Regions from separate parts of the Mus musculus genome. Here region 2 is linked to region 1. The links are chromatin loops, found by intact Hi-C in ENCODE. Cell type or tissue: left cerebral cortex. All regions are shown on one strand. Links, peaks and the distances in the headings refer to the core of each region. The heading gives the core; the rest is flanking DNA.

Region 1 (7,360 bases), core at 2,472-4,971:
CAAGGTCACTCAGCTCTCTGTAAATCTTGGGCTTCTCCCACTCTCTGGGGCTATGAGGATGGTACCCCATATTCTAGCTTCCCAAGGATTCTGCATAGAGGGGACAAACAAAGACAAGCCAACCTTTCGGCAAATCTCCTGAGCTCCAAGAACAAACAATACCCTGGTAGTCCCTGTCCTCCCTTATCTAGAGTCTCTACTTCCTCAGACCCCAACTTCTTCCTCTGCCTTTAATATCTCCAGGACCTGGTGTCAGCCTGGAGAAATGTGAAGAGGAGGCATACGTTTGGAGGAACCAGTGCCTTAGCCAGCTAGAAGTGCTAAAGACCTTCAGGTTCCTAAGTGAGAGGGCTGGGCAGACATGGGGCAATCCCTGTGTCCCCTAGGATGGCCATTGATGTTGCTGCTACATGGGCCATCTACCCCAGGTCTGAGTATCTTAACAATGAAGCCATGAAGTAAGCCTGCACCCTGAAGATAGAACCTCGACTCTTAAGACTTCTCCCTCCGAATGACAACCTCCTTCCTCATAGAAACACTGCCATAAGAATCAGAAGCTCAAACCTTGGAAATTCTGGAGAGGCAGACTTAGAAGGTGCCCTGAAAAATAAGCCCTCCTCATACTTCTGGGAAAATCTGTGCTCAGGGAAGAGAAAAGAGCCAACCAGAATAGAAGCAGATGGAAGATACCTCTATCCCTCCCTTTTTACCCTCTACCTCCTACTCCACCACAGTGTTCCTTCCTTGGTGCCCCCACAGCTGGGGTAGGGTGCTGGGGTGAAGAACAAGGCTCTACGGCTCCTAGAAGGTAGAAAACCATAAAGGGTTAGGCCCACTGGCCCAGCTTAGCCTTTGGCCAAGAGCAGCACTATAGTGTCGTGCCCGTCCTTTAACTGCCCTTGTGCCCAGCCAGCCCAGACCAGCAGAGACCCCAGTGGGCAGGTGTGCAACTCACTGCTTCCCCTTCAATAAATGACTGAGCCATCCTAATGCCAGGAGCTGAACTAAGAACTGTGATTCTCTGAGGTCCCCCTGATACACAAATATCTGAGGAATTTGGACCCTCCCTTGTAAGACTCCCAAAAGGCCTCTGCCCCAATACAGCCTGTTGTTGGAGAGACCACATGGGAACAATCAAAACCAGAGTTGAATTTCTCCTCTGTTGTGACCCTGAGCCTCAGTTTTTTTACCTGTAAAATGGGGGTGCCAGTCTATCAGAGTAGCTGGAAAGGAAAAAGGGGGTGTGGAAAGGGCTACTCCACAGATGATAACTGTGAGTTAGCTGCCCCACCAATGGGCTCTGTCACCTCTCCTTCCTCCCCAAACCTCAGGGAGCCAGCTTTCCCACAGAAGGAAGCAGGAGAGTGTCTCCTGGAATGTGGCAAGGCGCCTTGGAGCTGAACCTTGCCTTGCAGCCCTTCTTTAATTAGCTCTCAACTAAAAATAGCTACCCCCCACTCCCTCTGGAGCTGCACACCTCCTTCCTGGCCTGGCACTAGGGTGTGCAGTAGTCACTCTTGGGGTAACCAGCCTGAGACAACCCACAGCACGGAGGGTATGCTGAACAGGAGGTTTTATTGAGGGGGACACAAAAGCAGATGTGAGCTCATGCCAGGCCATCTGATAGCCCAAAGTGGCCCTGTGGCTCCTGCACTCCCCAGGTCCCCTGTACCTGGACAGCTGGCACCCAAGGAGTCTTACCCAGTCTTGGCAAAGGTCTGCTCAGGGGAGGGCTGGAAGACACAAGCAGCTCCTCTGAAACCACAGACGTGCCTACTGACATGTCTACCCAATGGTTTGTCCATCCACAGCCCAGTCCGTCCCTGCCAGGGAGTCCAGCTCTCACTTGCAACTCTGTAGGCGGGTCCTATGATGCTTCTCCTCTGTCAGCAGGGGAATGAAGGTATCGCTGTGTGAGAGCTTCAGCCGGCTACCCCAGCTTGGCCCCTCCCTGGCAGCAGGCTCTGGGGGCAGGGTGTCCAGGTCGCTGCGAGAACCCCCGGGCTTGCCTTCTGCACTGCTGGAGTTGAGCTCCATCAGCTCCAGCTCATGCTTGGCTGCCGTCTCCAGGACACGTTGTTTGTTGTAGTACCTGACAAAGTTGTTAATGATGGGGTGAATGGGCAGGGCAATGGCAATTACCCCACACAAGAAGCTGATGGCTGCGTTGAGCTTGCCCAGAGTGGTCTTGGGGTAGATGTCACCATAGCCCACTGTGGTCATGGTGATGATAGCCCACCAGAAGGACTGGGGGATGCTCTTGAACAGAGTTTCAGGATGGCTCTGCTCCATGGTGTAGCCCAGTGCGGAAAAGACGAAGATGCCCACGGCCAGATACATAAGCAATAGCCCCAGTTCCTTGAAACTGCGCTTGAGGGCGTAGGTGAGGGTCTGCAGGCCGGAGGAGTGGCGGGCCAGTTTGAAGATGCGTGCGATGCGCATGATCCTCAGGGCCTGCACTGCCTGCTGTACGTTGGTCAGCTCCATCATTCTTGCGCCCAGGTGCGTGAGTGTGAGGCTCACATAGAAGGGGAGAATGGCCAGCACATCCACGATGTTCATGAAGGACAGGGCAAAGTGAAGCTTGTTGGGCGATGAGAAGAGGCGCAGCAGGTACTCCAGAGTGAACCAGCCGATGCAAGCCGTCTCTACGTTCTCCAGCGTTGGGTGCTCCACGCGGTTGCCTTCGGAGTCCACCACTTGCAGCTCGGGTATGGTACCCATGCACATGACCACGGAGGAGACAAGGATGAGCAGGAAGGATAGAACCGCCACCACCCGCGCAGGGCATGAAGACTCCGGCTTCTCTAGGAACTTCCAGACACACTTCTGGCAGCGGCGCCAGCGGCCCTCAGCAGCGTCAACACCCAGGTCGTCCAAGATGAGCTGCACCCTGCGCGCGATCTCCTCCAGCTCCTCGCGCTTCTCGCTCAGATGGCTCTTGCAACAGTCATCCAGGAATTTGAGGTCCACCTTCCAGAAGTCCATCTCGTTCTTGAAGCAGATGGGGCAAATGCCCTTCTTCATGTGGACCTCCCCGAAATAGTATACCTCAATGACACACTTGAACGCGTCTGGGTCCCGGTCAAAGTAGAATTCGCGCTTGCCCGGATCGTAATCGTCGCACAGAGAGAAGATGGTGTCGTAGCCCCCCGCCAAACAGTTGATGAGCTCTGCCAACCGGGTCTCAGGGTACTGGCTGAGCAGGTCTCCGTAGAGCACCTGCCGCACGCCCCCCACATTTACCACGATCTCAATGTCTTCGCCTGCCACGGAGTCCTGGCTGCCTGGCTCCGGGAGGCTTTGCTCAGCAGATGCGTCCATGCTCCCCGCGGGTTCGCTTGCAAGCCCCGGTTCCATGAGCCCTGCCGCAGCCGCTGCCAATGCGAGGCCCTAGGGGACAACAACCACCTGCCGGAAAAGGCACTCACAGCGGGCGGAGGCAGGCTGGGGCGCGCCGCAAGGGAGCCATGCACCCAGTGGCGGGGCTGCACGCGGGCATCCAGGAGCGCTGGCGGGGGACTCTGCGGCCGGTGGCCTCCGGTGACACTCACCCACGGGCTCCTTCAGCTCGGTCCGGGACAGGACTTGGTTCTTCTCGTAGGCAGCGTCCTCCTTCCCCGGTTGAGCGGCAGAGGTGGGTCAGCCCGAGAGCTGCGCGATCCGGGCTGTATAGAGAGCTAACTTGGAGTGGCTTTGCCGGAGCGGGTCCGAAACACAATAGGAATTCCAGCCTGACGTCAAACGCTTTGCTACTGTACCCTCTTCTGGTGAGATTTCGCACCGCACGCGCTGCAGCTGCCCAGGAATGAGTTAACCCTTGGGCAGACCTGCACAGCTGCCGCCGCCCTGCCACCGGCGCCACCCGCTGAGTCTGAGGGCTCAGAGGTTAAGATCCAGAGCTTTAAGGCCAGCCCGGCTCAGGCTGCCAAATCCCTCCTGCCCAGCTAGGTGAGAGAGGAAAGAGAACCTCTGTTGCTTACCAAGTCCCTCAAGGGGCAGCCGCGCACTCCTTGGGCACACTCCTTCTGTCCTAGGCTTCGGTAGGCCCTGGATAAGTCCTTGACACTCCTAAGCACTGCCCTGCTGGTGGTGGTGTGACCTTGTACCACAACTTGTCCCAGCCTTCACAATAAAGAGGAAATTGCTTCAGGTCACAAGATGAAAAGGGAGGAAAGCTTAGCCATCACTTCACCCAGGGTTCTCCTGCTAGCCTAGCTGCTAGCTTCCAGCAGGACAACATCATCACCATTAGCTCCCAGAGCCTTGGATTCCTATGACCCCTGTGCCCATAACCCCCTCTACTTTGAGAGAAATCAGTTCTTCCAGTTGGATGCCCCTATATTCCCTCTCATCTTTCCTGAGGCAGAGAACATCTCTGGTTCAAATCCAGGTTCTTGACCATCGGGGTTATCAACCCTGGATCTAGCTATGGCCTGGAATTGGATTTAAAAACATAAGCTGGGCCGAGATGTAGCTCAGTTTGGTAGAGTCCTTTGCCTAGCATGCATAAGGCCCTGTGTTTGTTATCCCGTACCACATAAACTGGGCTTGGGATGTGGGGGTGGGGGTGAGGTGGGGGTGAGGTCTATGATCCAAGCTTTCCCTCACTTAGGAAAGGAGGGCAAGGTCAGAAGTTCAAGGTTATCCTCTAGAGGTGGAAGCTATCCTAGGCTAGGGATTCTCTCATACACACACACACTGACACACACACACACACACACACACACACACACACACACACACAGTTGGAGAGATGAACAGGAAGAGCCAGTAAGAGGGGTGAATAGGACAGTTAAGCTATTCTGTTTGATTGTGTGGTGGCAAACATGTCATTCACACTTGTCAAAACCCACAGGATGCACAAAAGCAAGAGGGGGTCCTAAAGGACACTTTGGCCATGTGGGTAATGACAGATGCTCCATTCCTGGAATTTCCTCCACTGTGACAAGCATTTCACTCCTACAGGGATGTTGACAGTAGAGGGAGGGGGTACTGATTGTGGGGGAAGCTGTAGAGACAAGGGTCTGGGAAACTGCATTTTTCTGTACAAATTTTCTGTGACTCTAAAACTGCTTGTTGAAAAAGACCATTAAAATGTGTTCTGTAAGCTGGATTTCTTAGCCGCTCAAGACCATGCCTGTTTATGAATCATGAAACTGGTATACTGGGCCACTAGCAGTATTTTCTTTAATGGGGTGATATAAAAGTCAGATGCAGTAGAATACAGTACACAAATTTTTATTAGGGAAATATTTTAACAATTTTGATTTTATTTCCATTTAGCACCTCTCCATGGTGTGTTACTCTGAATAGGAAATTGAGGATGAGAAAGGTTGAATGGCAATAACAGTGAACACTAATATAAGAGCACTGTACCCCTAGCACTCTGGGTGCCATGTGTGTGTGTGTGTGTGTAAATATATATACATTATATGTGTGTATATGTATATATACACATATGTGTATATATATGTGTGTGTGTATATGTATATATACATATACATACATACATATATATATATATTTTTACTCAGTTACCAGCTGCTCTCTGAGAAAATAAGGTATCAAGTAACTGCCACCATCACCCACTGCACTTGGGATTTAGTCTGCTAGGCTCCAAGGCCCCTTTCCTTGGTAGGCAACCAGCCCACCATCTCCACACCCTTGGGTCCATATTGTCTGTGCTAGTGCTCCTTGCCCTGTCCTGTTCTTCTACATACCAGCAGAGTCCAGTGCAAAGAGCATCTAAGTCTGAGCTTTATGGGCTTAAAAAAGCCATCCTTGCTCACATGTTCAAATATTTACTGAGGTTCTGTGCATGTATACATGCCACACCCACCCTAGGTAAGCATAGAATTCATAATCTACTGGAGAGATAGATAGATATGTATATTTATATATACACATATATAATACACACATATATATAATACACATAGATATATATCTACATATACATATAGATAGATATATAATAAGTATAGTTAGGGCATAACAAGAGAGGGAAGAATTATGGGGTGATGCTTCCTGAATTCCCCCAAAAGTGATGCATAAAAATTGGATATGGTAGAGACAGGAGGATTAGGGGTCCAAGGCTATCCTTGGCTGCATAGTGAAATTGAAGCTGGCCTGGGGTACAATGCACCTTGTCTCAAAAACAGACAAAGCTGACACTGTCCACAGTGTTCCCGTGGTTTGATATCACAGTGCTGATGGAACCTCAGCCACCACCCCAGGTACCATCACTGTGTGGGGGTGTTTTAAGCATGTAAGATCTGTAGACACCTCTCCAGCACGGAAGAGGTTAGGTGTTAAAATTATTCTCCAGGAAACCCCAAGAAAAGGGCACAGGCAGGACAACTACAGGCTTGACCAAACAGGGCTGGGAACAAGAAGAAAGTGGGAGCCTTCCTTGGGGTCTCCAGAGGGAAATCTAGGCATGGCAGAAGCAAGAACTTAGGCCTAGAAAGCCGGAGTCCTGACAGGCTCTGTTTAAGGGCGGTCTCCATTGTTTTGGTATCTGGGACTGGGATGATTTAGGGCAGGGGAAATACCTGTCCTACGCCAATTTGGCCAAATATGCCAATGCTGTGAGGATTTACTTAGGGGGAGGGTAGGTTAGAGCCTGGGACTGAGTTGGTCATCCCCACTGGAGAGTGGACTAGCCCTGCAGGGACAAGTCTCTTCTCAGGCTTTGTGGTCACAGATGCCATAGCAGAGGCCATGGAAGAATGCTGCTCAATGGCTTGCTCTCCATGGCTTCCTCAGGTTCCTTTTTACACAACCCACAGTGGACTGGGCCCTTCTACACTAATAACGATTAATAATAATAATAAAAAGTCCCTGCAGACTTGCCTACAGGTTAACCTGGTGGAGACATTTTCTCAGTTGAGGTCCCTTCTTCCCTGATGATCCTGGCTTGTAGAGTCAACAATAACAATAACTTGCATGGTGGATAAAGTGGCTCTCCTTGCAGCACTTGCTCAGCATCAAGTGCAAGGTTCAGTCTTATCAGGAATAGGAGGGGCTGGGTATTGGGCCAGATTTGGTGGGCTCCAGCTGCCTGGCCAGCCTTCAACTGCCCACTGAAACTCAGGTGGGGCTGACAGTTTCCCCTACTAGGACCCAAACAGAAGTCACTGGCCACCTGGCTTCTGAGCATTTTAAAATGTGGCTAGTGCCAGGGAGGAGCTAAGTGTCTTAGCACTTTTTGATCTTAACAGCTTTATTAAGAAATAACTCACAACACATACCTGTGTATATGTGTCCATGTATATGTACATGGGATACGCGTGTGTGAGAGCACACACACATGTTTGCACATGCATGTGGAGGTCAGATGTCAGCCCTGGGTAGT
Region 2 (7,360 bases), core at 2,203-4,702, 55 kb after region 1:
TCTGGCCAGTAATCTCAGAGGGTCTGGTGTTTTGAGTTTGTTGTTGTTGTTGTTGTGATGGTGGTGGTGGTGGTGGTGGTGGTGGTAGTGGTTGTAGTTGCTGCTGCCATTTCACTTCTGAGACCTGCCAATCACCTGAGCAAGTCCTTTCTCTCTCCCTGAGCTTATGCTGGTCTCCTGGGGTGGAGACTGTAATTCTTCACCTGCTCAAACTCGGCTGAGGAAGGGCAGCATCCATAGTGTATAACCTTAAGCGATGTAAAGGGACCCCTTGCCCTTCTCCTCAAAACATGTAAAAATGATTGTGTTGTGGATACAGATCCCTGGCTGGCACCAATGGAGGCTATTTTGGGAGGCGTGGTTACTAAGAAACAGTAGGCTCTGGTTGCCTTGGCAACTATGGGTAAGATGGAAGCATGGTACACCAGCCTTCTGTATTCTATCCTTGTCTCTTCACAAAGTGGGCTGTCTGGTGATTCATATATGAGCAAAAGTGTCTCCCAGCAGGGCATTAGCCTGGCTAGCCTGCTCCTGGCCAAAGGGTCCAGATGGGCTCTAGAAGAACATAGTTCCTCAATCCTACAGTCACCGTGAGAAAGTCCAAGACAGCCTCCCAGGGAGGCTGCTTTCTGCTTCTCTCCTTGGGATGGCCCTGATATAATGATGCAAATACCATATGCAGAAATAAGGGCTAGCTGATAGAGCAGCGGCTCTAATGCTCCCTAATGCTGCAGACCTTTAATACAGCTCTTCATGTTGTGGGAACCTCAACCATAAAATTATTTCATTGTTACCTCATAAGTGTAACTTTGATAGTTATAGATTGTAGTATAAATATCTGATATGCAGGATATCTGAGATGCAATCCCCAAAATGCCAAAACCCACAGGTTGAGAACCACAGCAATAGATCAAGTAGGAACAGTTACATGAGGTGGACCAAGGACCCCTAGTGGCAATGTGCCCTTCCAAATTCAAGTGATTGGACCTCCATTTGCATTGAGTAGATGGAAATGATATTAATAGGTATACATAGCAGGTATGGCTATACACCTGGATATGTCTATCTGTTTCATGGGTCTGTTGTAAAGGCAAATGAGAGATTATACACTATTCCCACCAAAACAGGAAAATAGATTTCTCTAAAGGAATGATAGTTCCAACTAAGATTTCTCCTTCTCTTCTCTCTCTATACAAATGCACACACATGTGCCCATGCACTAAGGCTAAGACAAAGTTTTTGAGTTTCAGATCAGCTTGTGGAAGGCCCTGTCCCAAAGAAAAATGGGGGGGTGATGAACAACAGACAGACTCGGGCACAAATGGCAGTTCTATTCTTTGTCTCCAGTGAGTCTTCTTGCACATGCCCACTTAGGAGCCTGCATCCTGATTTTATAAAGAAAGCCTCTTTTGTCCTACAAGGAGCACTCTTCAGATAGGATATGAGGGAGCTGAGGGAGCTGGCTGAGAGAGCTCAGAGTCTAGGATGGAGAAGAGGTAGTTCTGGGGAGCTATTACCCAGCCCAACGCTACATGCTGCCATGAGACATCTTGGCCAGAGTACTGTCCCTCAGACAAGGCCTCCTGGACATGAAGTTCTCAGCTTCTCTGCCCACTCCCTTTTAACTAGAACCACATAAACGTTTCCCTTGTAAAAACTTGGTCACAGTCAAGCAGGTCCTTCCTGCTGAGTGGGGCCCCAAATTCTCTTCTTAGGGACAGTGGCAGAAGCTAAGCTTTGCCATAGTCCTGTCTCACACTGATCTACCTCCACTGCAGTAATCCCTATATTAGAAATATCCCTGCTTCTATTTTAAAAGAGTATTCTATATTCTATATTATGGGATCAGCTAGGTAAGAAAGGGCATCTCAAGGTTTTGATGGTGTCAGATTTAACACACAGGCTTTGCTGATCTTAATCGATCCACTTTATAATCAAGCAAACAATAGCAGCACACATCATTTTGTTAATCCTACTACAAAATAGATCCCAGCACTTGAGGAGCTAAGACAGAAAGATGTCACAAGTTGGAAGACAGCCTGGGCCACATAATGAGCACCAGGCCATCTTAGGCTATAAAGTGAGATCTCGTCTTAAACAAAAGGTGGGTTTGTAAATATGGCTTGATGGTTAAGAGCATTTACTGCTCTTCCAGGGGACCAGAGTTTGATTTCCAGAATATACTTCAAACTTCTATATGCGCAAGAGCATACACACACACACACACACACACACACACACACACACACACACAGACAGACAGAGACAGACAGAGACAGAGACACAGAGAAACAGAGAGAGACAGAGAGAGAGCATATATAGACAAACACATACACATAAATAAAAATAAATATTTTAAAGGAAGGTATGGAACAAAGGAAGGAAGGAAGGAAGGAAGGAAGGAAGGAAGGAAAGAAGGAAGGGAGGGAGGGAGGGAGGGAGGGAGGGAGGGAGGGAGGGAGGGAGGGAGGGAGGGAGGGAGGGAGGGAGGATTACAGACATGGACCAGAGCCTGGAGGGCACCCACTGAAATGTCAAGGTTCTTGTGTACCAGAAAAAAAGCTCTGGACTAAGGACACATGGATAATGATGGATCTTAAAGGCTAACTAAGAAAGAGAAATACTACACACACATTTGTATGAAATGTATATATGCGCGCACACACACACACAGAGAGATTTTTTTTAAAGAGATAAAGAGAAATAAACTCCTGACAGTGGAAGTGGGCCAGAGGGCTGGGAAAGGCCTGAGGCTCACAGGCCTGGACCATGGGTGGCCATGGGTCTCTGTCCTTTCAGGACATTCCCAATGACACCAGCCATTATTCTTCATGTGCTGTTTGGTTATATGGAGCCCATGGTTAGAAGAACCCCCCGCTGTCCTCTGACACTAGGACACTTCCCACTAGTCCTCTGACTCTGTTGCTCTTGATGCCTCTCTCATACATCAAAAGGAAAGGAAGTGGGAAGAGGAAGGGGAGGCAGAGGGGGGGACGGAGAGGATGCTCCAGTCAGACTTGCACTGGAGGGAAGTATGCACCAGAAGGTTGCAAGCCTTGGTTGGCAAGGCCTGTGGTAATGAACATGGCCAGGACACGAACCAAGCTCTTTAGCCACAAATCCTCACTGCCCTCTTCTTCTGCTGGCTCTACCCCAGGGTCAGGGCGGCAGCAGTGACTCAGACTTTAGCAGGAGGGATACTGCGGATGCTATCATAGCCTGTAATTACAAGCTGGAACAGCTATGACTTCAATACCATATTTAATTTTTTGTGCAAATACTTGGCTTTTTCATTGCATCTGAATAAAAATGCCCATTACCCTAACCAGATACCTAGAATTAGAAAATAAGACATTTTTTTAAAGACTTGAAACATCTACCGGTGTATAATTACTCACTGCCTACAGACTATACTTTTAAAAATAGTCGCAAGGAGCATGAATAATTGAGCTGGCACAAGTGCTCCTACATTAGAGCAGCATTGTGTCTCAGTCCCACAATTAACAAATTCCCTTCTTGACTGAGGCTGGAATGCCCATAGAGAGTAGCTGGATCCCAGGATCCACCACAGAACAAGGTAAATGGAAGCAGAGTTTGATTCAATAGCACGCAGGAGCTGGCAGCATAAAAGCACCGTCCTGGACCATCCACAAGGTAGCGTGTGAGTTAGGGGAAGCACACTGAAGGGTGCAGGCAGTCACCCCCTTGAAGCAACATGAGAAATTTTAAGGGAAGAGAAACCCTAGGACCAAAACAAACAGCAAGAGTGAAGCAGAGGCTGCCTCCGGTGGCATCCGAAGCTGTGTCTCAGGCAGCCAAGAAGACAAAGCTAGCCCGTTCCCACAGCCCAGAACACTCCTAACACTGGACAGGGGCTCAGACCAAAGGCGTGACCAGAATGGGGTGGGACTAGGAATGTGGCTCAGTTAAAGTGCTGCCATCCAAGCCTGAGGACTTAAATTTGGTGTGGTGGCACACATTGTAATCCGACCCAGGGAAGCGAAGACAGGCAGATCCCTGGGGTCTGCTTGCCAAACTGCCTAACTTAACCTCTGAGCACCAGGCCAGTAGGAGACTATGATATCCTGAGGACCTCTGGCGCGCGCGCGCGCGCACGCGCACACACACACACACACACACACACACACACACACGGAAGATTAAAACTGATTTAAGTTGGGTCTTTCACATATAGAAAACACAATAAGCATTAAGTAACAGCCACAGCAGCCACAGCTGACAGAAACATCAAAGTAAGGTCTCTGCAGGCAGAGAATTCAGACAATCCACTGGTGTTTCCGTTAAACAGTCCACCAACTGTTCTTTCTGAAAATCTTGGGGGAGAACCATCAAATCTGTGCTGGGGAGTCTGGAAAATAAAACTACGTAAATGACCAGAGAGCAGCACCAAGGTGTGTTATGATGAAGGCTGATGGTGGTTTCAACTCTGATGTTGGGGTAACGGACTAGGATGCTACAGCCTAAAGGATAACCAATGAGAAACAGCAAAGAGGGGCAGAGGAGTGCCCTCTCTCTCTCTCTCTCTCTCTCTCTCTTTGGTTTTCGAGACAGGGTTTCTCTGTATAGCTCTGGCTGTCCTGGAACTCACTTTATAGACCAGGCTGGCCTCGAACTCAGAAATCCTCTGCCTCCTGAGTGCTGGGATTAAAGGCGTGCACCACCACACCTGACTTCCTCATTTATTTTTATTTTATGTGTGTGGGTGTTTTGGCTGCATGCTCATGTACAGGCCACAGAGGCTGGAAGAGGGCACTAGATCATACGGATCTGTAGTTAAAGACATTTGATAGCCAGCGTTTAGGCACTAGGAATCAAACCCAGGTTCTCTAGAAGAGCAAGGAATGATTTTAACCACTGAGCCACCTCTCCTGCCCAAGGGAAAAGGAGTCTCTTAATTCCTGTCTCTTGCTTCTATGAGCCTTTGTTCAGTCAGGCTGCTGCGTCTAGAATCTGAAATAATAGCAAATAAAAGCAGGGACCTTTCTGGGATCCAACAAAAACAGGTGATGACAGAGACACCCCCCTGACACACACACACACACACACACACACACACATACCCCAAGGTGTACTGAATTCTGAAAGGATGGCTGTCCCAAGTTTTCTCTTCCCTGAGGGGGTCAGTGGAACAGCCTTTATCAGAGCAGGCATCATGCAGGAAGATGGCACACAGGAAAGGCCCCCCTAGTCCAGTCTCATCTGGGTGCCCTCTCTATAGCACTCTCTGACCAGCAAAGGCCCCACCCTGGACTCTTCCTACCAACCTGAGCTGCCCTTACATAGAATAGCCGACATCCTTACAGAGCCTGAGCTCACAGGTCAAAGCAACCAGAGTTCCAAAGAGGATAGCTCCCAAACCAAGAGAGCCTGTGGACATTATTCACTGGGGAAGCAGATGTGTTGGAAGACCACATGTAGCCAAGAAGATGAAGCCAGGTGTGGGACTGTCCACTTGTAAGCCCAGCCTTAGGAGTCTAGTGCAGGAAGAGAGTGACTAGAAACCCAACCTGGGGTTCAGTATGAGGCTCTACCTCAAAACTGAAAACAGGTTAATCAATGCCAAACTCTCAGTCCTGAAAACACATCCAAACAACATTATAGATGCAGAACAGGTTATATTTAAGAATACATCTGTATAGACATATATGTGCATGCAAAAATCCATGAAAAAAAGACCATGAATTTGATGGCAAGCAAGGAAGGTTAATATGTAAGCATTTAGAGGAAGGAAGTGAGAGAAAGAGAGAGATGTTATAATCATATTATTAATATAATAATTATTGTAGTTATTAAATAATTAATTGTAAATTATATACTCAAAATAAAGATAAAATACTGGGAAAATGATAATGCATAAAAATCGGGGCCCGTGGCGCCGGCAAGATGGGCAAGTGTCGTGGTCTCCGAACTGCCCGGAAGCTCCGCAGTCACCGACGGGATCAGAAGTGGCATGACAAACAGTACAAGAAAGCCCACTTGGGCACAGCCCTGAAGGCCAATCCGTTTGGGGTGCCTCTCATGCAAAGGGAATTGTGCTGGAAAAAGTAGGGGTTGAGGCCAAACAGCCAAATTCTGCCATCAGGAAGTGCGTCAGGGTGCAGCTCATTAAGAACGGCAAGAAGATCACAGCGTTCCTGCCCAATGATGGCTGCCTGAACTTCATTGAGGAAAATGATGAAGATCTGGTTGCTGGATTTGGTCGAAAAGGTCATGCTGTAGGTGATATTCCTGGAGTCCGCTTTAAGGTGGTTAAAGTAGCCAATGTTTCTCTGTTGGCTCTGTACAAAGGCAAGAAAGAAAGGCCAAGATCATAAAATTTGACAATGAAAAACAGTAATAAATTTTCATATTCTGAAAAAAATCAAGGAAGAATTAAGAATTATTTGTGAGAGTATGAAAATTCCTTATTATTATTAGTGTGAGTGTGTGTGTGTGTGTGTGTATGTATGAGTGTGAGTGAGTGTGTGTGAGTGAGTGTGTGTATGTGTGAGTGTGTGAGTGAGTATGTGTGTGTGAGTGTGTGTGAGTGTATGAGTGAGTGAGTGTGTGTATGTGTGTGTGTGAGTGAGTGTATATATATGTGTGTGAGTGTATAAGAGTGAGTGAGTGTGTGAGTGAGTGAGTGTGTGTGTGAGTGAGTGTGTGTGTGTGTGAGTGTGTGTGTGTGTGTGAGAGTGTGTGATATGTATGCATTCCCGGGTGCACACTTGGACGTCAGAGGACAAGTTTCAGAGTTCGGTTCTTTCCTTTCACCGTGAGCTCCTCAGGCTCCTCAGGGCTGAAACCCAAGTCATCAGGCTTGCTCAGCCTCCCTCACTGAGCCCTCACCAGTCCATGTTTGTTTTGTTGTTTTAAATGGGGGGAGAGCATTAAATGGGGGGAGAGCTCGTGTGTAAAGTGCTTGCCATGCAGGCCTGATTATCAGAATTCAATTCCCAGAACTCACTTAAAGGTGGAAGGAGAGAGGCAACCCCATAAAGTTGTCCTCTGACCTCCAACACACCTGCCCACGCTCCCACACCATACAGACAGACAATTCAAATGTATATTTAAAATTAACAAAACACATCCCTAATCTAATGAAGCAAATGAAAGGCTAAGGACTTCAACCGACATTCTCTTCTCCGAAGCAGGTGCACAACTGTGGCCAATGAGTGTAGAGAAAGGTGCTCACCTTCAGTGTCATTAGGGAAAAGCAAATCAAAGCCACAACTACGGGGCTGGAGAGATGGCTAGGCAGTTAAGAGCACTGGCTGTTCTTGCAGAGGACCTGGGTTTGGTCACCCACCTGGTGACCCAGAGCTGCCTCTAACTCCAGTCCCAAATAATCTGATGCCCT

What was found. A loop is a pair of places that touch in the nucleus more often than their neighbours do. Peaks named below come from ENCODE experiments on the same cell type or tissue, not always from the same donor. Only the 100,000 strongest peaks of a DNase experiment are listed, where the experiment ranks them.
Region 2: it touches region 1 in a loop (3-fold over the local background); 4 of 42 quality-filtered maps call a loop at or near these places.

The regions. Positions count from the first base shown.
Region 1 is chr12:17,172,859-17,180,218 of GRCm38, forward strand. It overlaps Kcnf1 (potassium voltage-gated channel, subfamily F, member 1), which reads right to left and starts at 4,030. Exons shown (of 1, transcript NM_201531.4): 1 at 1-4,030. The coding sequence starts at 3,360. The coding sequence ends at 1,843. In left cerebral cortex, for the core only: a CTCF peak has its summit at 3,773 (motif pointing left); DNase peaks (open chromatin) are centred at 2,764, 2,834, 3,261 and 3,757; H3K4me3 peaks cover 1,852 bases; H3K27ac peaks cover 2,031 bases.
Region 2 is chr12:17,227,708-17,235,067 of GRCm38, forward strand. It overlaps Gm36568 (a long non-coding RNA gene), which reads right to left and starts at 346. Exons shown (of 3, transcript XR_381307.1): 1 at 204-346. It also overlaps the pseudogene Gm10054. In left cerebral cortex, for the core only: no CTCF peak of the experiment used is centred there; DNase peaks (open chromatin) are centred at 3,162 and 3,536; H3K27ac peaks cover 1,053 bases.